2 separate regions of the Homo sapiens genome follow, and region 2 is linked to region 1. The links are chromatin loops, found by intact Hi-C in ENCODE. Cell type or tissue: PC-9. All regions are shown on one strand. Each heading gives the region's core, and the rest is flanking DNA. Links, peaks and the distances in the headings are about the cores only.

Region 1 (10,222 bases), core at 3,154-8,153:
CAACAGTACAACTCCCGTTCAAGAGCAGTGAAAAAGAGCAGAAAATGGAATTTGAAATGTAGAAATAAAATAATTGTGGCCCATAAGCTATAATTTGATTTCATGCTTTAGGCTTCCTTAAAATGTACAGTTTCTGTTCTCTCCCGCCTCAGTCCCCTTCCCCCCATTTTAACCATTTTAGGATTTCCTCTAGCACTGAAGAGAAAATAGGATTGTGGAAAATGTTCAGTTCTCAAGTGTCACTACCACTCAGGGCAAGCTCGATTTTAATGTGAACTTCCCATTCCGGGTAAGAGGAAATTCTTCAATTAATAAACCGGGTGTGCGGAGGCCAGTCTTTAAGGTTTAATCAATTTCATCTGTACTTAGGATAAAAAGACTGACTATTCTACTTTTTTCCCCTCGTTTTCCTTCTTTAAAAAAATAATAAAATGAATGTTTTATTTTAAATTCTTTGAGGTTCGTATCTCCTGTTTCAGGAAATATTGTCTATTTCATGCAGTGAGTATGAAAACTTCCCCCCACCCCCTGCCCAACTTTTTTACTTTTCCTCCGAATCTTTATTCAAAAATAACTAAATTATCCTTTGCCCTCATATACTATAACAGCTTGGGAGATGATACGAGTTATACAGGATTTTGGCAGACACCTTGAGGGGCTTGGGGGTGGGGGTGGGAACAGAGAGACAAATCACCAAATATGGATACAAGAATTTTTGGACAAAACAGTAAGAGGTAGACACAGGAATGTGAATTACAAAGAAAACCCTAAGCACACTTCACCATCAGCGACGCCTGAAATCCAAACACAAACCTCACCCAGGGAAGAGCCCCTGCCCTGTGTGTCCTCGTGTCTCTCCCAGTTCTCTCAGCTGGGGGAGTCGGGGGAGATACGACAGGATGGCTTGGAATCTCAGAATTAAGCCAGGGAGCCTTCCCAGCAGTGCTGAATAAACACTCAGACTTGCCAACCAACCAGGAACAACAGGCCCTAACAGGGCACCGAGAACCCCTGACTCTTTTGTTACATGACATGGACACTGAGTCCACCTTGGATCCTGGGGCAGGGTTGGGAATCAGGCCCCACAGGAAAGGGCTCAGGGCACAATCCCTGGGGAGGGCCAGCCTGAGTTGGAGCCCCTGCTCCACATACCAGCAGTATGATCTTTCACAAAATGCCTGGGCTTTCCAGGCCTGTTTCTTCATCTATCATATGGAGATGAAACCATTACTAACCTTTTAGAAAGGTATGTGATGTGCCTAGCAGACTGCTTAGAACAAAGAAGGTACCTGATCCATGAGACGGGAGAGCCAGAGTTACAAAGATCTGTGCAATTCAGTGTCATCTCAGCTCTTCCCACAAGGTGCCTTAGGGAAAAGGCTATTTTTTAAAGTCAATATTTTTCACAAAAATTCTGTAACTCTGGGGTCCTGTCAATGTGATTTCCATTGTGAAAATGAGTGGAAAGCCTCATCATTCATAACAATGGCTACCAATTATCAAGGTCTCGATTGGGCTGGCCACAGTGCCAAGCAACAACCCATCCAGGTATGAGAAATCTGAGGCTTGGAAAGTTAGACACAGAGCCCAGTCCACAATGAGGGCTCACTAAAATGAGTGAGGGGGAGGAGGCGAGGGAAGACAGGAGAGAGGGGATGGAGGGGAGGAGAGGAGTAGGGGGACAGTGCAGTCCTATAGCTAGAATGTGGTGGAGCCAGGAGCCAATGCTGGCTCTGCCTGATCTGAGGCAACATAAATTAGTTCCACCGGCCACCTACCTGAAGGTCACCAAAGAGGATTTCTCTTGGAGAGCACCCAGTGATCTCCAAGGGAAACTGTGAAGGAAACTTCCTGGAGTCCTCCATCTCTAGATTTCAGGGCATGCCTACTGATGCATGGGCCACCTTGAGAGTGAGGGCAAGGTGTGTGGGGAGACAGACAGACTTTGAGGGAACATTCTGGATTCTACTTCAACTTTCCCAATCTGCATGCTAAGCGAGACCTGTCTAAAGGCCCTTACCTATTTGAGCCTCAGTCTCTCCTACCTGTAAAATGGGGATCATATACTATAAACAGAGCAGTGTGAGGCTCATGGATACTTGCTAACCAACCTCACTTGGGTCTGGAAGACAGCAGGTGCTTCATCATGAAAGTGATCATTATGAGTGCTCTTGAGCCTGAGTTCCCATTCTCCCTAACAAATGCTATCATTCACAAAGGCCTGTCCTAAAGTAAAGAAAGTGGAGAGCAGTTGTCCCAAATATAAAAGCCTCCAGTGGCCAAGTACAGTGGCTCACACCTGTAATCTCAGCAATTTGGGAGGCTGAGGAGGGAGGATGGCTTGAGGCCAAGAGTTTGAGACCAGTCTGGGCAACATAGTGAGACCTCCAACTTTATAAACAAATTTAAAAAACAAAAATTAGCCAGGTGCAGTGGCACATGCCTGTAGTCCTGGCTACTCTGAAGGTTGAAGGAGAGGATGGCTTCAGCCCAGGAGTTCAAGGTTGCAGTGAGCTATGATCGTGCCACTGTATTCCAGCCTGGGCCACAGAGCACGATCTTGTCTCGAAAGAAAATAAAGAAAAGGAAGGAAGGGAGGGAGGGAGGGAGAGAAAGAATGAATGAATGAAAAAACGAAAGAATGACAGAAAGCGGGCGAGAAAGAAAAGGAAAGGAAAGAAAGGAAAAGAAAAAAGAAAAGAAAAGAAAAAGAGAGATAAAGAAAGAAAAAATAAAAGAAAGAGAATGAAAGGAAAAGGAAAGGAAAAGGAAAGGAAAGGAAACCCTCCAGGGCTGGTGGGCACCTCACATGAGCAACATGGGCTAGGCATAAGTCAAGGTGTGAGACCAAAGGGAACAGAAACTCCCGCACCCCATTTGGAGGGGACCGTTTCTCCTCAGCTCCAGTACACCATGGCCAGACAGGAATGTAGGCCTCAAGTTGCCAGATCCTCTGATTTTTTAAGAGATGCCAAAAATCTGGAATATTATATGAAATTCGCCAATGTTTAAATGTTGACAACCAATTGAAAAAAATGTTTAAACAGCATGGCCCAAACAAAACATGTCCATGGGCCAAGACTGGCCTGTAGCTCCCTAGTGTGAGAACTCTGGAGTTTTCGCTAGAAAGGAAAGTTCGAAGAAACAGAATAAACATCTAGCCTTTTAGGCCTGTAACTATTGGAGTCAGAAAAGCACTCAGGAATCAGTCCGCTATGCCTGGGGTAGGGCAGATTTGACAGCCCACTCCTTCTTTCTCCCATGAGACATGTTTTGCCCATGGTGGGGGTGGGGAAGGTGGATGCCAGGAGGGTCATCCTGGAGGAAAGGACAATGGGCTCTCTGGGGTCCAAATGAGAGCAGACGAATCTCACTCAGCCCTTGCCCCTCCAGTGGGGCCACGTGGGGAGAGCACTTCGCTCTCTAGCCTTGGCTTCTTCCAAAGCTGATGAAAAGGCCGTGCAGAGGCTGCCAAACACTCGCTCCCCAACACTCTGGACCGAGGCCCCACACCTAGTATCATAGCCACAGTATACATATGCTGTGTAAAAACAGGGCCTACTTCATAGACTGTTAGGAGGACTGAAGGAGTTAATGCATGTGAAAGCTCCAAACAGTCTCTGACATTATTTTCTCTCTAGTGGGGATTTTCCCTAGAATTTCAAACATAGGTTTTCATACTGAGTCTCAATATAGCCCCAGGAGGTAGAAAGCCCAGGAATAACCTAAGACAATTATTTCCCTGGATCATGAAGCAGGAAAACCTCAGAGACACCAGGCTGGAATTTCCTCTGGGACAGAAGTTATTCTTACCAAGCCCTTTCCACAAGAAATGAGCACTGTTTTTATAGGTGACATTTAATGTAGTGTTCACTATAACTAGGCTCCGTTCTAAGTGCATTGCATACATCAGCTCATTGAACTCAGTCCTAGGATACAGGTACTATTACCAACACCCCCATTTTGCAGATGATCACATCAAGGCACAGAGAGTTTGCATTGCCTGCTTGCCCAAGGCCAAATTGTCAGGTAAGTGCAAGGACAGGATCAGACCCCACTCAGGCCGCGGACCTGGTATCTAGTAGTGCTATGTTGCCCTCTGTGGAGAAGAGAGTGAGGGTCACAGGAGGTCAAGGTCAGAGACCGACTCCCCAACCCTGACCCTCCTCCCTGGGCAAGGAACAAGAAGGCCAGTGTGGTTGGGCCCCTACCTGCACCACCTGACAGCCTCACACCCACCACCCCCATCTCCTCATACTCCATGCTTCAGCTCCTCACTCAGCCATGCTCTCTATCACCCCAGGACCGTGGCCCATGCACATGTGCCTGGAGCATTCTTCCCACCTTGTCCTTTCTCTGGCAACCCAGCCTTCAAATTTTGGCTAGATGTCACCTCCCAGGTATTTTCCAGGCTCCCTCTCATCTGGAGGTGACAGCCCCTCCTCAGAGCCCCACAATCCCTGTTGCCCTAGGATAGTGCTGTTTGTGACTCCCAAGCTCCTCTGCAGCTTCACCCACTGGGACAGGGACCTGGGCCACCTTATCCCACAGAATCCCTTGCACATGGCAGCAGAGAATAGGTGCTCAACAAATATGTATGAAGTGAATGAAAAGCACTGAGAGGTCAGAGATGACCGGGCCTGTTCAATTACTTAGAACACCCCCTCCAGCAACAATTAATCAACTCTTCTCTAGTCCTCAGTGGTGGCATCCTAGTAACACTTAAAAAGGTTATGTATGCTTGTTTAGAAACAGAAAAAAGGGGAGAAAAGTTGAACAACTGAAGCGGCTGTGCCAAGAGAAAATCAAATGCTGTGAAGATCCAGTGGCCCAGGGCCAATAGAGAGAGGACTCAGGGGCTGCAAGGACTGCATCCACTTGGAGAAGACCCCAGTAATCTGAATGAGGGGAGGATGGGCCCTCAGATATCCGCTTTACAGATTAAGAGAGTAAGACTCAGAGAGGTCAAGGAACTCTCATCCAAGGCCCCACTGGCAGCAAAGGCAAGCACTGGGACTGAGCTCGGGCTCAATTCACCCCCGGACCCAGACTCCTCCTCCCCTATCATGGAAGCAGGGTCTGTCCTCACAAGGCCCCTGAGTTAATGCCGCTCTCACCAACTCTTACACTATGGGTTCCAAAAAACAACAGTTGTCTTAGACCCTTGTAGAAATGGGTCCCCAAGCCACAGAGAGCCCCTCCTCTGAAGCAAAGAAACCAAGGCAGGACATTCTTGACTAACCCTAAGCTGAAGGTGCTGGAAGGGCTTGGGCCAGTGCTCAGGGCCCTGACTCAAACCCATCAGGAGCTTCACCCCATGAAGTGTCCTGAGGGCACTGGGTCACAGAGCCTGCGAGAGTGGACCTAAGAAATTGTTTACTGGGAGAGCAGGAGACCAAAAAAAGAACGGAGTGGGGGGGTAGGGGGAGGAATCTGTCACAAAAAGTAAGTAAAATCAGCAGAATTCCTTCATGAAAAGGGTGGAATTAGCATATGGGCTCAGCTGCCAAGTGAGGCCATTGAAGCAAGCAATGTAAATGAATTCAAGATACAATTAGACATTTTTCTGGATGGAGACAGAGGGACTGAAGAAGGCATGGTAGGTCACATTTCAGAAGGAGCAGCAGGAACACACTGCACTGTGAAGCAGCCTGCAGAGTCCACCATGTCCTGCAAGCCCCAAGCAAGCAACCAGAGGGACAGGATGCAATGGCCCGAGAGGGGCCGGGGCAGGGGGGCCCCCTGGTGGAGGCGACAGGCAGGCCAGGCTGGTGTCCCAGGCAAGCATTCCCACCTTAGTGGGCTCTCCTTCCCCACTATTAATTTCTCAAGATGCCTGATACTGTACCTGCAAAACCAGCTACCCTCTGTGCACCACACAACCCTCTGTGCACCACCATATCTGGGCACAGAAATAAAAGTTTGCTTCTGTTACATTCTGTATGGCTGTCCCTAGGCTGGGTTCTGAACTTCAGAAATTAATCCAACCCAGTCCCTGCCCTCGAGAAGCTTCAGAGTCTTCTGGGGGAAACACACACACACATACAGACAACATCAACACAGTGAAGTATGTAAAAGTTAAATGAGAAGTTTCTGCTAAGCAAGCATAGAAGAGGGGAATTTAGCAACTGGAGGGAGGGAGCAGGCCGGAAAGCTAAGGGAAGGGGCCATTCAGGGCACAGGACACAGCAGGGGGCTACGGAAGCCCCAGCTGCCAGTGCTGCACGGAGGATGCTGAGCATGCACTTCCCCAGGATCTTTGGGGAGATGGCCAGATCACCTCGAGCTTTGTTAGAAAAGGACGGAATGACCAGAGGCACCAACCGCTGGCCCCTGGACCAGATATGACTCAATGGCAACAACTCAGTACAGCTGTTCCCAATCTTCTCAAGAGCACATGTGGCCCACCCAAGGAACAGAAAATGCTGGGTCCTTGTGAGGGACACAATTTATTAGGCCCTCTCTAACCCAATTGGTTCTGATGTCCTCCTTTATGTGGCTTACGGCATGGGCTGTCTAGCTTCGTCAAGCTCCTGGGCCTCTTCCTGAAACATTCATTTCCTTCAAGGTGAAATAAATGTTTACTCCCAGTCACTCTAAAAGGATCACAAGCATTTCCTTTGTGTTCTCAGCACACTTGCTGGCAACGAGTGTTTCCACAGCCCCTGAGCTCCTGCCCCGATTCTTATTGGGGCTCTGTTCTCCGGCATATCCTGAGAGTCAATCTCTTGCATCAATGAACTGAGTCTCTTCAACTGAAACTAGAAATAATTGGTAACACTCTGAGAAGACAATAAGACACATCTGCCTCTGTGCCCAGCACTTTGGTCTGTAAAGCAGCATGAAACCAGACCACCTGAGGAGTGACAGGACACTGAGCAAGTGCTTGGCAGTGTCCTTTCCTTCTCTCCAAAACCTGCAGGTGCTCAGAGCTGGTGTCCTCTCAGCTCCAATGCCCTGCCCCATAAAGCCTGGGTGCCTAACCATCCAGACCAGAGGAGAGAGGAAGGGGATGCAGAAGAGGTCTTGGGGCCAGGGGACAGTGCAGTAGAGATGGAGAGGTGGCTGGTGCTCTGTCCTCCTCCCTGGCAGATAAAGACAACATTATATTTGCATTTATAAACAGCTACTATGTGCCAGGCACGGTGCTGGGGATGCTTACATCTGCATTCACATTATCTTCACAACAACCCTGCAAAGTAAGCACTCTAATTCCATCTTCCAAAGGTGGAAACTCAGTCAGAGAGGTCAAGTCACAGGCTCAAAACACACAGCGAGTGCATGGCAGAGCTAAGATCCCAAAGGCTGTATAGTCTTCTATAACCTTCAGAACTCCCTGTAGCCATGTAGCTTCATTGTAGGGGGCCTTGGCACTGCCTGTGTACCAGAAGCACCTCCTTAAGAATAGACACAAAACCAAAAAAAGACACTGACCCAGGGCTGGGGCTGGACTTGCCTCACTGTGGCATCCAGCCCTGTCTTCCAGAAAAGAGCTCTTTACACCTCCTTAAGAATAGACACAAAACCAAAAAAAGACACTGACCTAGGGCTGGGGCTGGACTTGCCTCACTGTGGCATCCAGCCCTGTCTTCCAGAAAAGAGCTCTTCTGCACTGGTGGGAGGCTTCCTGGAGCAGTGCTCATCTTCCTGTCTGCTTCAGCCCCTACATCTTGGGCGAAACTTGAGGTTGAGGTTACATGCTTCGCCCTACTCGGGGTAACCATGCCTGGGCAGCCAGGTGTAGTACATAAAATATAAAGCTCACTAAGAGGGGTGTGGATTCAAATCCCAATACTAGGGTCTGACCTGAGGAAGCCAATCTACCTCTCTGAGCCTCGGGCTCCTCATCGACATGAAGGACTTGGGGATGTATATGTTCTTATATCCTTTTGTGGAGGGAGGAGGTAGGGAACCATATTTGAAGAACATTTTTCAAGAAAATTCTAAATATAGATAGGGTACTGGATACCAAAGAATAGTTATTATTAGCTGTGCTAATGACATTGATTTACGCAAGAAAATGTCTATATTTTTTAAAGATATATACATAAGTATTCAGGGGTAAAATGACTCAAGATCTCATAAATTTGTTTAAAAATACTTCAGCAAGAAAAGCAGGGGAGAGAGAGATGAAACAAGCACGGTGAAATCTTAGTAACTGTTCAGTCTGCCTGATGGGTACATGAATGTTTGTTCTCTTTGTCCTGAGTATGTTTGAAACCTTTCACTTTTCACATAAAACCTCCTTGAAGGCAGATCTAATAGGAACATGATAAATGTTAAGTGAGAACCTGGGGATAAGGATGCATGCATGAAAAGACCCAAGGGTGACCACAGGAACCATTTGAATACAGAATTAAGTCTGGAGAACTGTGACGTTTATTCTTCCATTAAAATGATGGGCCTCTTATACACCAATTGCATTTACTATCATTCTTGAAAGAAGAAATACATTCTATGAAAATTATTTCACTAACGCCAACTAAAAAAAATCCTGAAGCAGAACTACCAAAAACAGGAGGAGAGGTGTCACAGAGTGGTGCTTCATTTCTCAAGGTGATAGCTTGGGAAATCCAGGCTTAAGCAGGTTCATTGAAGATTTAAAAGTAACCCTTTGTAGAACCATTTTTAGCTCTAAGGTAAAAACAAAAAAACTGTAGACCTGCACAAATGAAAAGAGAATGAGAAACAGAAGATCACATAGAAAATAACAAAAAGAGCAGGAAAGAATAGAAAATGTTTTTTTTTTAAATGGAACATGATGACAAAAGACCAAATATATAATAATAAATGTAAAAGGGATAAGCCAACCTATTTAAACAATGAGGTTTTCAAAATACAAAATATCCCGTTTTTATATCTTTGATGTCATTTCAAATGATTTCTTCTTTTCCTGTTTTCTTCGCTTGTTTTCTGGTTTTCCTGCAGTGCTCACACAACATGCACGCACATGGGCACATGCTCATGGACATCCTATGACTGCTTTTTATGCACCAGGTGCTGGTCCAAGGCACTTTACGAAGACAATCATACAACATTTCTGTGTTGTTGTCACTAAATTTCCCATTTCATACATAAGGATACTGAAGCCCAGTGGTGTCAACGTTACTTAAAGGTACACTCTTTTGTAATTTTGTACATAAACTTTATAACACAATTGGAAATATGTATCACAAGTTGTATACCATAATTCAATAGTGACACAAACCACCTAAAGTCAATGGTCAGACTCCATAGCTTAAGGGTACAGTCCCCAGCAAGACTGCTTTCACTTCAGCTACCAGCTACCAGTTCAGGGGTCCCTAGGCCACCCACACTTCTGACCAGCTGGCTGCAAATCCAGGGGGTTCCCATGACCTCCTCAGGTTAGATAATTAACTAGAACAACTCACAGAATTCATGAAAGCACTATTCTTAGGATTACAGTTTTATTATAAGGGTAAGAATCAGGACCAGCCAAATGAAGAGACACATGGGGTGAAGCCTGGGAGGGCCCTAGATTCAGAGCTTTGGTGCCCTCTCCCTGTGCAGTCAGGGAAAATCACCCTCTGGGCATATCAATGTGTTTACCAATCAGGAAGCTCCCTGAACCTCAGTGTCCAGAGTTTTTACTGGGGTTTCATTACATAGGTATGACTGATTGAATTACTAGCCATGAGACTAAACTAAATTTCCAGCTCCCCAGAGGTCAGGAGGTCAGCCTGATATCATATGGCCCATAGGCCTAACCCTCTAATGACATGGTTGGTCTTTCAGGCATGACCAGTCCCCATCTTGAGTCATCTCCTTAGCATAAACTCAGCTGTGCCCCAAGGGCCCACCATGAGTAACAGAGACACAGTTATCACTCTGGAAATTCCAAGGGTTTTAGAAGCTCCAGGAACCTGGGACAAAGACCAGACAAATTCTTTATGATATATAATACAGCTAAAAAATGTTCATATATTCCTGTCCCTTCCTTCCTTTACAGAATATAAGGCCCCACCCATAAATCAAGCCATCTCATTTTTGGTAATCTGCTCTAAAGAATAATCTGAAATGCAAACAAATGTTCAACATGTTGTGGTTAAAGTGCGTAATATTGTACACAGTGCATACATTCATCAAGAGTAGACAGATAAAGTATGGTAGAGCAAGACAATAAAATAATACAGAGCCATTAAACATGTTTTCAGAGAAAATTTAATTATGGTATAGAAGAAGGCTCATGGTTCAAAACTTT
Region 2 (10,222 bases), core at 2,585-7,584, 190 kb before region 1:
GTCGGCACAAGAGGCTGAATGGGCAGCTCCAGGTGTTCACAACTATGGGGCTGTGGCACCAGCAGCTGACCTGGGAGGGCCACAGGTGCAGGGGTGCAGGGACAGACCCAGAGTCAGGTCCCGGAGACTGTGCACAGCCCAGAGCCCAAATCCCGGTTCTTGGGACCCCCCTTGAAGGCCCCACTCTGAGCTTGCACAGGCAAGATCTGAGGAGACTGCAGACGGAGGTGCCGCTTCCTCCTGACCCCCCTGTTCACACCTGACCCCCTCGTTCACGCTGGGATACCAGGGCAAGTGCAGGGTCGCCCCAGCTGGAGAGGCAGAGCCTCTGCTGCTGTGGGCAGGTCCAGCTTGCTCAGAGGTTGTGCAGGCTCCAGGCCTCTGAGCCCAGACTGGTAACCCTGCCCTGCCAGGGCCTCAACAGAGTGTGGGCCTGGAGGGGTGGCTGGTGAGGGGCCTTTGGCACACCTTGCTGGGGACAAGGCCCCGGGGACAAGGTGGGTGGCTAGAAATGCCACAGGACAAAGCCTGCCACGCTGGCTCCTGGGGCCCAGGATGGGGTGGGCTCATGGTCCCTCCTGGCCCTGGCCAGCCCTATGATGCTCCCAGGCTGGGCAAGGCCTCTGTGAGGCCTGAGAGCCTCCTTGTCCCGAGAGGTGGTGGGTCCGGATGGCAGGTCCCGGACAGGTGCAAGGGCCGCCGCTTCTGGAACCTGCATATGTTTCCAAGCCTGAGGTACCCCCAGAGGAGGGGGCACAGTGGGGCCTGGGCTGGAGGGGAGCACCCTGCTAGACTCCAGTGTGTATTTCCCAGCTCAGGGAGCCCAGCCAGGGTGGCAGGAGCAGGGGGCCCTGGAGGGAGGGAAGAGAAGTATTGGGGCCCCCACTTCTCCCCTCCGGTACTGTCCTGTCATCTTTCACTGGGGCTCTGCATATCAGACTCTGCTTCGGGAACTGGGGAGTCCTTCCCAGGAAAAGGAGCTGATGAGGCCTGCAAGGAAAGAAGGACGTGGAGGGCTCGTCAAAGGTGGTAGAGGCCTGATGGGCCTGGCCTCTCTCAGTCCCATCCAACTGCAGGGATCCCAGGCGTGGAGGCCTGTGTCTGAGCAGGGCGCCCACACCTCTGTGCCAGCCAAGGAGGCAGGTGGTCCAGGCTGTGCCCTCTCCTGGGAGGCTGTGGGCTCAGGCCCTGAGGGCGCCCCCAGCCCACCTGCCAGGGTTGAGCTTTCCTCCCAGCAGGGACCGTTCTCACATGTGCAGTGAGGAAGGAAATTGCAAATTAATCTTTATTTTCATCTTGGAAGAAAACCTTAATTCTCTGCATTGAAATGATCCTCGTCATCCGAGGGAATCAATTATGGGCTTTAATTGCAGTCAGTTCTGACCAATCCAAGCAGGCGGAGCCACGCGCGTGTGTGACAGCCTCCCTCTCCTGCTCTGCGCGGGGCCTCTCTGACTCTCTGTCTGTTTTCTCTTTGTTTCTCCCCCTCTACTTCTTTTTCTCTCTGTCTCTCTTTGTGTCTGTCCCTTTCACTCTTTCTTCCCGTCTCCATGTCTCTGCGCCTCTCACTGTCTCTGTCTCTCCTGGCCTTTCTCTGTGTTTCTGTTGCTCTCCCTTACTCTCACTGTCTCTGGGTCTTGGCTGTCCCCCCTCCCGCTGCGGCCATCACAGGACTCAGGAGTGAACTCCTAGGCATGACAAACCCCATGGGGGTGTCTGAACCCCAGGCCTCCTCCTGCAATCTGTCTCTGGCCCCAGAGCTACGGCTTTTGAGGGTGGGATCCAGGGCAGCCACAGAGATGTGTCGGGGCCTCACCACACAGGGCTAGTCTTTCATTAACTGACTAGAGACCTGGTCTCCAGGAAACAAGGGCTGGGTGGCTGTGAGCAAGGAGGTGCCGGTGTGGCTCTTATTCCTGCACACCTCTGGGCTGCACAGAACCTTTCCCTCGCTCACCTCCAGTTTGTGAATAATGCACAGATACAGTCTCTGAACAAAATGAAAACATAAGGCTGAGTGCCCTTTTCCCACCACTGCCCTTCCTAACCCCCCTTGCTGGCAGCTCCTGGTGGTCAGTTTGAAGCACATCCTTGCACGCCTTTCTCCATGTAGTTAAATATCCATGCCTGCATTCACAGAACACACAGTATCACTTTGTGGAGTTTCTGTTCAATGTAAACAGCATCATTCTGCACGTATCCTTTTGCAACTTTTTTCACCTGTTTTCAGGATTTATCCACAGGACACTCAGACTTCCTTCCTTTACCTATTGTTGAGTATTTCACTCTATGGCCACACAGCACTGTTTCAGTGTCCACACCACTACTGATGAACATTGCCATTTTTTTTCTCCTGTTTCAGGCAGGACTGCCACCAGCAGCCGTGCCCCACTTCTTTGTGCACACATGTGAGTGAGTGCTTGTGCTCATGGGGCCCATGCATTTTTAATTTAATAGACGTGGCAGCTGGCCCTCCAGAGTTGTTGTGTGAAGTCCACTCCTAATAGCATCAAATTCCCACTGCCCTCACTCTTCACCAACACTTGATATTATCAATCTTTAAAAATTTTTACCAGTTTGACCAATGCAAAATGGCACTTCCTTGTTGCTTTAATTTGTATGGGGATGAAGAGCATTACTGACTGGGATGGAGTCAGGGAGGGACATGTGATGTCCCCTAGTCTTGAGGGGATGGCACAGAGGGGCCCAGAGAGCAGGGGCAGAGGCAGAGGTCCAGAGACAGGGTGAGGAATAGCAACTGATAAGTTGAGGGGTGACCAACCCCAACTCAGTGCCTGCATGTGCCTCATTCCAAATCCTGGTAGCAGTGCTAATCAGAGGTGCTAGGCATAGTCAGGGTGCTAGGCAGAGTCAGGGCACCCCGGCCACAGGGGTGCTGGGCAGTATCAGGGATGCTGAGCACAGTCAAGGGTGCTGGGCAAAGTTGGGGGGTGCTGGGCAGAGTTGGGGTGTGAGCAGAGTAGGGGGTGCTGGGCAGAGTGGGGGCAGGGAATGGCCATCACTGACAGGCTCCCTGTGGCTGTATGTGGACAGTCTGTGGGGCACGGGGGATGCTAAGGTGTGATCCCAGGGAGTAGCCTGGCCTGGGGTGGTGCAGCAGAATGGGGGAAGGTCAGATTGGGATGTGTTGGAAGAAGGCCTGGGCCTTGCTGGTGTGGGCATGGGGTGGTGGGGGCAGGAGAGGAGTCGGGCAGAGCCGCCTGCTGTTGGGAGCACAGAGGAGGCACAGGTGGGTGCGTGGAGTCCTGGGGAAACAGCCAGGCTGGAAAGGCAGATTTGAGCCTTGGCAGAGACACTGCATCTGGGCTGTAGATTTGGAGCAGGAGGTGAAAACTGCACTTACCGAGGGGCCGTGAGCTGGGTCATGAGCGGGTGCAGACAGGTGAGGAGGGGGTGCTGAGGGAGCAGGACTGGACGAGGGCATCAGCGTAGGCAGAGGGAGGCGCAGGCCCAGTCTGGTCTGGGGACTCCAGTGGTGGGCACGTGGTGGGTTTGGGAGGTGCCGGCCACATCCTAGAGTCCAGAATGCCGAGGTAAGGGCTTGGATTTCACCCTTTGGGGAGCGGAGGAGTGACCCAATCAGATGGGAAGGCCCCTGGGGCCATAGGGTGGGCTGGCAAGGCTGGGGAAGGTTGGGAAGGCCCCCGGGTCCTGGCTGGGGGCTGAGAATGGGGGTGCTGGCTCTGTTAGGTCAGCAGGGAGCACTGGGCACAGGACCTGGGGTGCAGCATGGCACCTCAGCACATGTGAACCGGAGTGCACATGCCCTGTCACTGTTGATGAAGGTCACCGTGGTCTGCAGGCCAGGACAGTGTGGCCAGTAACAGTTACGGCAATAATGAGACCAGCTCCATTTATGGGGACCCTGCATGGAACAACTCACTTAATTCCCACTGGCCCGAGTGCTCCTGTGTGTGGAGCGCCAGGCATGTGCTGGGTGCTCTGCCTGACACTGGGACACAGCAGTGAGCAAAAGGACAGAAACCCCTGTCCCTAGAGCCCCCTTCCCATGGGAACACTGGCAGTAAATGAGGTCGACAGGCAGAATGCTGAGAGTGGGAGAGCCCAGCTAGAAAGAAGGGTGAAACAGCGGGTGGGAATGTGGATTTTTACTGCGGGGCTGGGGGCAATGGGGCTGCTCAATGAAGAATGGGTGGGGAGCAAGCTGGGGGCAGCGGGAGCTGTGTGCAGAGGCCCTGAGGCGGGAGGGAGTACCTGGGACATCCAGGAGCAGGGGCTCCCTCTCCTGAGGCTGGAGACCTAGGAGGAGTGGGGAGATGGCAGAGGAGGTCAGGGAGGTCGTGCAGGGCCTGGGGGTCATGGTGAGGACTCTGGCAATTGCCCTGAGGAAGGTGCGGGCGAGAGGGTTTACAACAGAGAAGAGGGGCCCTGACACGTTTTAACAGGATTCTCCGGCTGCAGCCGGCAGAGCAGGAGACCAGGGTGAGGCAATTGTGATGGTCCAAGCAGGAGGTGATTGGGTCTGGCTGGGCTGGTGGCCATGGGGTGGGGGCTGACTGATTCGGGACAGGCTTTGAAGGTGAAGCAACAGGACCTGCTGCTGGTCAGGAACCCTGCTGGGACAGTGAGAGGCATGGCTGACCGCACCCACCACGATCGCTCTCTGAGTCACAAAGCAGGAACCCGCGGCACCAGGCTTCTGCAACAGAGGGAATGTGTGGCCTCCCATGACACAGGGGTGAGCTCCAGGCATAGCTGGATCCAGGGCTCAGATGGGGCCAGCAGGAACCCATCTCTTCATTTCTCCATTGCCCTTTCTCGGCATGGCCCTCACCCCTTTGTGCTGTGGACCTCATTCCCTTCGTGGGGACAGGATGGCTACAGTGGCTTCAAGTTCATGCTGTCCAGCTCTGCAACCCCGGCAAGAAGAGAGAGCCCCAATGTCTCCAGCAAAAGAACCCCATGACATGCTAGGCCCCTTCCACAAGGACACACCCACCTGTCCTGTGTGTCCCCTGCCACCCCACTCCCACTCTGTCACAGCCCCAACTTCCCATAAGCCTCTCTCCTCACCAGCAGTTCATTCTTTCAGGGACAAGCTGCTGCACCTGGAAGAAGGGGCGGGAGATGGGCATGGTGTGGGGGTGCTCCAGGCAGGGGCATGGCCGAGCAGAGACGGAGGGGGACAGGGCCTGGTGTGCGAGGGAACCCTGAGGAGACTGCGTGTGGAGCTGGGCGGGGCTGAGGTGGGATTGGAGTTGGAGCTGGGCAGGGCCGCTGTGGGGAGGTCCTGCAGGGTGGGCCAGGCCGGGGCCCTGCTGCACTGTGTCGGCAGCTGCCCAGATGCCTTGGGGAGGGCTGTTGTGCCCCCAGGGGCAGGGTGGGCCCTGCCCAGAACCAGCAGCCTCTGTGTTCCCACCCAAGATGTGGGTGCTTCTCCGGTGGGCCCCTCCCCCACCTTCCGGCCACCGGGAGATGCTTGTCTGTCTTATCATCGGGGCCTGGTGACTCTGCAACCGTCTCTCCTTATCGGCAGCCCAACCAGCTGTCCATGGTGGGAGGCAGGGCTGGGCCGCAGCCTGGTCAGTGTGTCCACACAGGCACCCAGACCCTGGTCCCCAACGCCTGCTCTGTGCCAGGACCTGGCAGGCTTGGGCTAGTCCTTCCCACAGGCATCAGCTGGCAGCAGCCACTTCCCCCCAAAGGTTCCCTGTGCTGGGGGACTGGGCAGAGGACCAACCCCTCCCCTGCCTCAGTTTCCCCTCTGTGAGGAACTCCAGGAAGCAGGGGTCCCAAAACCGCTCCTCTCCTTCCCACCCATCCATAAGAGGCCGGCCAGGAGACCTTCCTTGGAGCAGCACTGTCCTTCGGGTGGCACAGGACCCAGAACCTGCTTCTCTTCCTCCCACCCTGCCCATCAAGAGCCATCTGTGCGAGAGCCCCGAGGTTGAGGGAGAAGCGGGCTTGAGTGGAGCATGGGCCCCGGCGGCGAGGGCAGCATCACCAGCAAAGGCCTGGAGACAGAGCAGGGCAAGGTGGCAGGGAGACCTGGGGAGGCCTGGCCAGTGCGGGAGTGGATCCCCCCACGGTGAGCACTGGGGCAGTGAGGCGCTGCTGACTATTGGCTATCTTCCACCCTATCATCGCTCTGCATCTGAGGCGGGTTGCCTCATCTCATGCCACACCCATTACACAACTTCCACCCAGAAGCGCCCTGCTCACTTCCTTCGGAAGCCTGCCTGAGGCTCCACCCCACCACCCTCTTCCCTGGGCCTGGCACCCATGGCCCATGGGCATCTCAAGCAATGCCCACCTTCCCTGGCCCTGCATGTCCTCTTGTGCCCTGGCACCGCAGAGCCCTCCCTGGGCCCGTCTCTTCTCTAGCTCTATCCCTCCCCATGGCCTCAGGATCCCATAGCCTTTGCTGTGCCTGTATGCCAATGACCCATCTCTGCGTCCACCCAGACCCAAGACACAGCTGTCCAGGGAGAGGCTTTCCAAGCCAAATTCCCCAAGGGTATCTGAGTTTTGGACTCAGCAATTCTGCAGTGAAGCTTGCCAAGGTGTCTTGCCCACCCCATCCTCTGCAGGGTTCCCATCTCTTGTGCCCAGCAACTCTGGGCAGAGGCTGGCCAGGGACCCTGGATCCCCTAAGTCTGGCCTCCCCTCGATCATCCAGTCAGTGCCAAGGCCAGCTGATGTAGCTTTGGGATCATCTTCAAATCTGCCTCCTCCTCCTCTTTACTGACTCCAGCCATGGCCCCACTCGCACCCCATTCCCTCTTGCCCGAGCCTGGGCATGGCGTCTCCCTCCTGGCAAACTGTGTCATGCTCCTCCCTGTCGGCCTCCAGACATGTCTTCCCCAAACCAATCTGAGCAGGTCGCTGGTGATGCTGATGATGATGGCGGTGAAGTTAGTTACGCTATGAGGTGATGATGGCATTGACGTTAGTAGTGACGTTAAATGATGGAATGATGGTGAGCTTAGTGATGGTGGTGGTGCTGATGACAGTCTGGGGACAGTGTGGGTAACTGGCTTGGGAGAGTCTTTCTTGGTAATTAACCGGGAAGGGATGGGGAAGGGTCAGGAACTTGGCCTCTGTAGCCTGGTCTGAGCCCCAGCTCTGGAGTCCTTGGGGAATTTCCAGGGCCTCTGCCTGGGCCTCTGAGGAAGGCCTGGCTCCGCTCCCCCCTTGCCTTTCTCTACCCCCAGCTCAAGGTCCTCTGGGTCCCTGCGTCCTCAGGTACCCTAGAAGGAGCTGAAGAGCTGGGAGCAGGGAGGGCCCTGCAGAGAGTGGCTGCCATGGGGGCAGGCCCAGGGTGGAAGCTTGGGAGGGAGGGAGTGGGAGGAGAAAGCTCCAGAGAGCCCCGGGGTCCACTTGTAGGTAACCACACCCCACAGACCCTCCAGCCTGCCTCTACCTTGGTAGGTTGCCCGGGGGTCCCAGATAGACATCACTCTAGGGCTGGGGCCCCAAGCCTCAGGGCATGGACAGGGAAGAGGTGAACTAGACGTTGGCGGGAGGCAGGGTTGTCCGTCAAGGACCAGAGAGAGGCAGAGGAAGTGATGGCAGATGGCAGTGAAGACAGGCGGGTCGGAGCTGGAGGACCAAGCGGCTGACTGGAGACTGCCTTGGGCCCAGCGGCCCCTCGGCGGCCCTTTGCTGGGACACACTGTGCTGGCCACAGCTCCGTTGCCTCTGTGCCTCTTCAGGTGGCTCCACAGGACTGGCCCTGCCAACGGGGTCTCCTCCCACAGGTGATGTTGGGCTGTGCAAGCCTTGCAGGGGAGACGGATGCTGGGGCCCGCCAGGTGGTGGCTATGTGGGATGCTGGAGGCTCGGGGCCGAGTCTATGGAATGACCTTGGGGGGTGAGGCCTGGCACCGTGCCCCAGGGCCAGGTCAGCCTGGGCTCCCAGCCAGGCCTTGACCTAGAGGCCTCACCTGTGGCTGTGGGATGTGGCCGTTTCTCTCTGCTGCACTGTCTCCCTCATGGGGGCCAGTGATAACGTGGGGGGAGCACGTGGGGACTGAGCAACACCTCATTCAGGGCTCCAGGGGTGTGGCCATGTGACCTACAACCTGCTGGCCTGGGTGGGCCAGGGGTTCGGGGCCGGCCCGACAGCCTCCTTTGCAGAGGGGGCCGCAGGCCACACTGCCAGGTGGGAGGTAGTGATCTAGGGTCCATGCTGTCCCTCCCAGTGCCCTCTGAGGTCCCTGCACTGGGCTTGCCCCAGGGAGCACAAGGCTGGGATGCGGGCAGGGTCTCCGTCTCCCCCACTGGTGCCCCAGCACAGTGGCAGGGCCTGTACCCAGGAGGCCTCATAAATATTCGAGCACTCAACTTGGGGCCTCTTCCCAAACGTACCTCTCCTCTCAAGTTTCACCTCTCTGTTTTCAATCCCCGAGCCTTCCCAAACGTCCTCTTCCTCCCAGGCCTCAGCTCGGACTGTCCCCTCCCCTCGGCTGCCACATCCAATCACCAACCACTGGTCCCAGGTCCTCTCCAACCCATATGGCCTCTGCCCCCTGTTTGTGTTGGGGGTGGGGGAGCCCTGACCTCCAGGCCCTGCCATTGGCTCCTTCAGGAGGCCAGAGGGGTCTCTTGAAACCCCAACTGGACACCATGCCCCATCCCCCTGCCTGTGCCCTTGTGGGGCTCCAAGGCCTCCCACACCCAGCAGACAGCCTTCTAGGCCTCCCTGGCTGCCCGAGGTCCGGCCACATTGTTCATAGCGCCCCCATCACCTCCCCGAGCATCACCAGTGCTCAGCAAAGGGAATGGAGCCCCTGTAGAGCCTTGCGAGCCCCACTCCCAGCACCCACTGCTGCCTCCGCCCCAACTCCCAGCAGCCAAGCCTGGTGCCGGCTGAGCAGGCTAATTAATGGCTCAACCCCGTTATCAGTCAAATGCTAATTACTCTTTTTAATCTGGGCTGCCTGTGTGGAGGCTCCTGGAGGTGCAGCAGGGGCTGGGGGGTCTGGAGCTATGACCTCATCCCTCCTCAGCAAGCAGGCACACGGGCCCCAGCGAGCACTTCCTCGCCACAGCCTTCACTCTGCTGTTCCCTCTGGCAGGTGCCACCCTTCCTTGCCCTGGCAAACTCCTACTCTCCCTTCAAGACCTTGCCCATGCAGCCCCTTGGCAGGAGGCCTCCCCAGTCCCTGCCTCAGAGGACAGACAAGGCTGAACTAGGAGCTGGGAGGCTGTCAGCGGGGCTGGCCTTGGTCTCTGGAAGGGAATCTGGAGATGCTAACCCCCACATGGAGGCTGCTCGGCAGAGGAGGCCAGGGCCGGGACCAACTCCAGAGTGAGCTCGGACTGACAGGCTCCTGCACTCCCCAGACAGGGGTCTGGCCCTGGTATGCTTCCTGTAGAATAGAGTGATAAGCCTCCCTTGAATCCCACCCAGTCCTGGAGAAGAGGCCCCACTAACCTGCATGCCCTTTGCCCATGGGGCAAACTAGCACTGGATACACTGGAACTGAGGCACATTTTACACATGGGGACACTGAGACATGAGGTTAGGGAACTTGCCACCACCCTGTGTACACTGGACTCGATCCTCCTTCACCCCACTCCCACACCCAAAGAGATACACACACTGACAAACACCGCAACCCTCCCAAAACACACACGGAGCACATGCAGACACGTCTGAGACATCGCGGATCCATGTGCACAGATGCACACCCAGACGTCAGCACAGGCTTGGAGATGCCTGGTGCACCAAAGCCCGTGTGCGCACATGCACATGCATGGCCAGGGCAGGAGGCCTGGGAGCACGGAAGCTGCCCCTTCTCCTGCCCCAGGCCCCCAGGGCTTCCCGTTTACGAGACGTTATCTATTGAAAATATATTAACCCAGAAGCCTGTTTCCATCAGAGTCTCGATTCCAGGGACATTTCCAGATAAGCCTTATCTCTTCGTTTGTGCATTAGCCCTGCTGGTCGGGGGCCTGCCAATCACCGCTGCCCCTCCTGCCCCAGCCCATGGCAGGATGTCGGTCCATGACCTCACTCCATGTGGGCAGGCAGGTGAGGGGGCCCAGGGCACTGCTGCCCCATGCCCCACCCCACCCATCAGCCCACAGAGGACCCCAGAGGGCACCTCTTTTCCAAGGACACGCCTGAAGCACTGGTGGGCAAGGGACTCTGGAAGAACCTGGAGCCTGGACTCAAACTCCAGCTCTATCTGGGGCAGCTGCAGGCAGCCAAGCCCTGCCCTGCCCACACCCC

The links. Hi-C counts contacts between places; a loop is a spot of excess contacts. Peaks named below come from ENCODE experiments on the same cell type or tissue, not always from the same donor. Only the 100,000 strongest peaks of a DNase experiment are listed, where the experiment ranks them.
Region 2: it touches region 1 in a loop (5-fold over the local background); 4 of 110 quality-filtered maps call a loop at or near these places.

Annotation. Positions count from the first base shown.
Region 1 is chr3:128,222,510-128,232,731 of GRCh38, reverse strand. All of the region lies in intron 1 of EEFSEC (eukaryotic elongation factor, selenocysteine-tRNA specific), which reads right to left. Among named protein-coding and RNA genes, the nearest start is that of EEFSEC, 74 kb to the right of the region's middle. RefSeq lists enhancers at 5,620-5,679, 5,490-5,990. In PC-9, for the core only: CTCF peaks have their summits at 5,528 and 5,727 (motif pointing left); no DNase peak of the experiment used is centred there.
Region 2 is chr3:128,411,386-128,421,607 of GRCh38, reverse strand. It overlaps a transcript of EEFSEC not described here. Among named protein-coding and RNA genes, the nearest start is that of DNAJB8-AS1, 47 kb to the left of the region's middle. RefSeq lists cis regulatory regions at 4,033-6,433, 7,259-7,326, 7,792-9,087, 9,821-10,006 and an enhancer at 7,964-8,765. In PC-9, for the core only: no CTCF peak of the experiment used is centred there; a DNase peak (open chromatin) is centred at 4,607.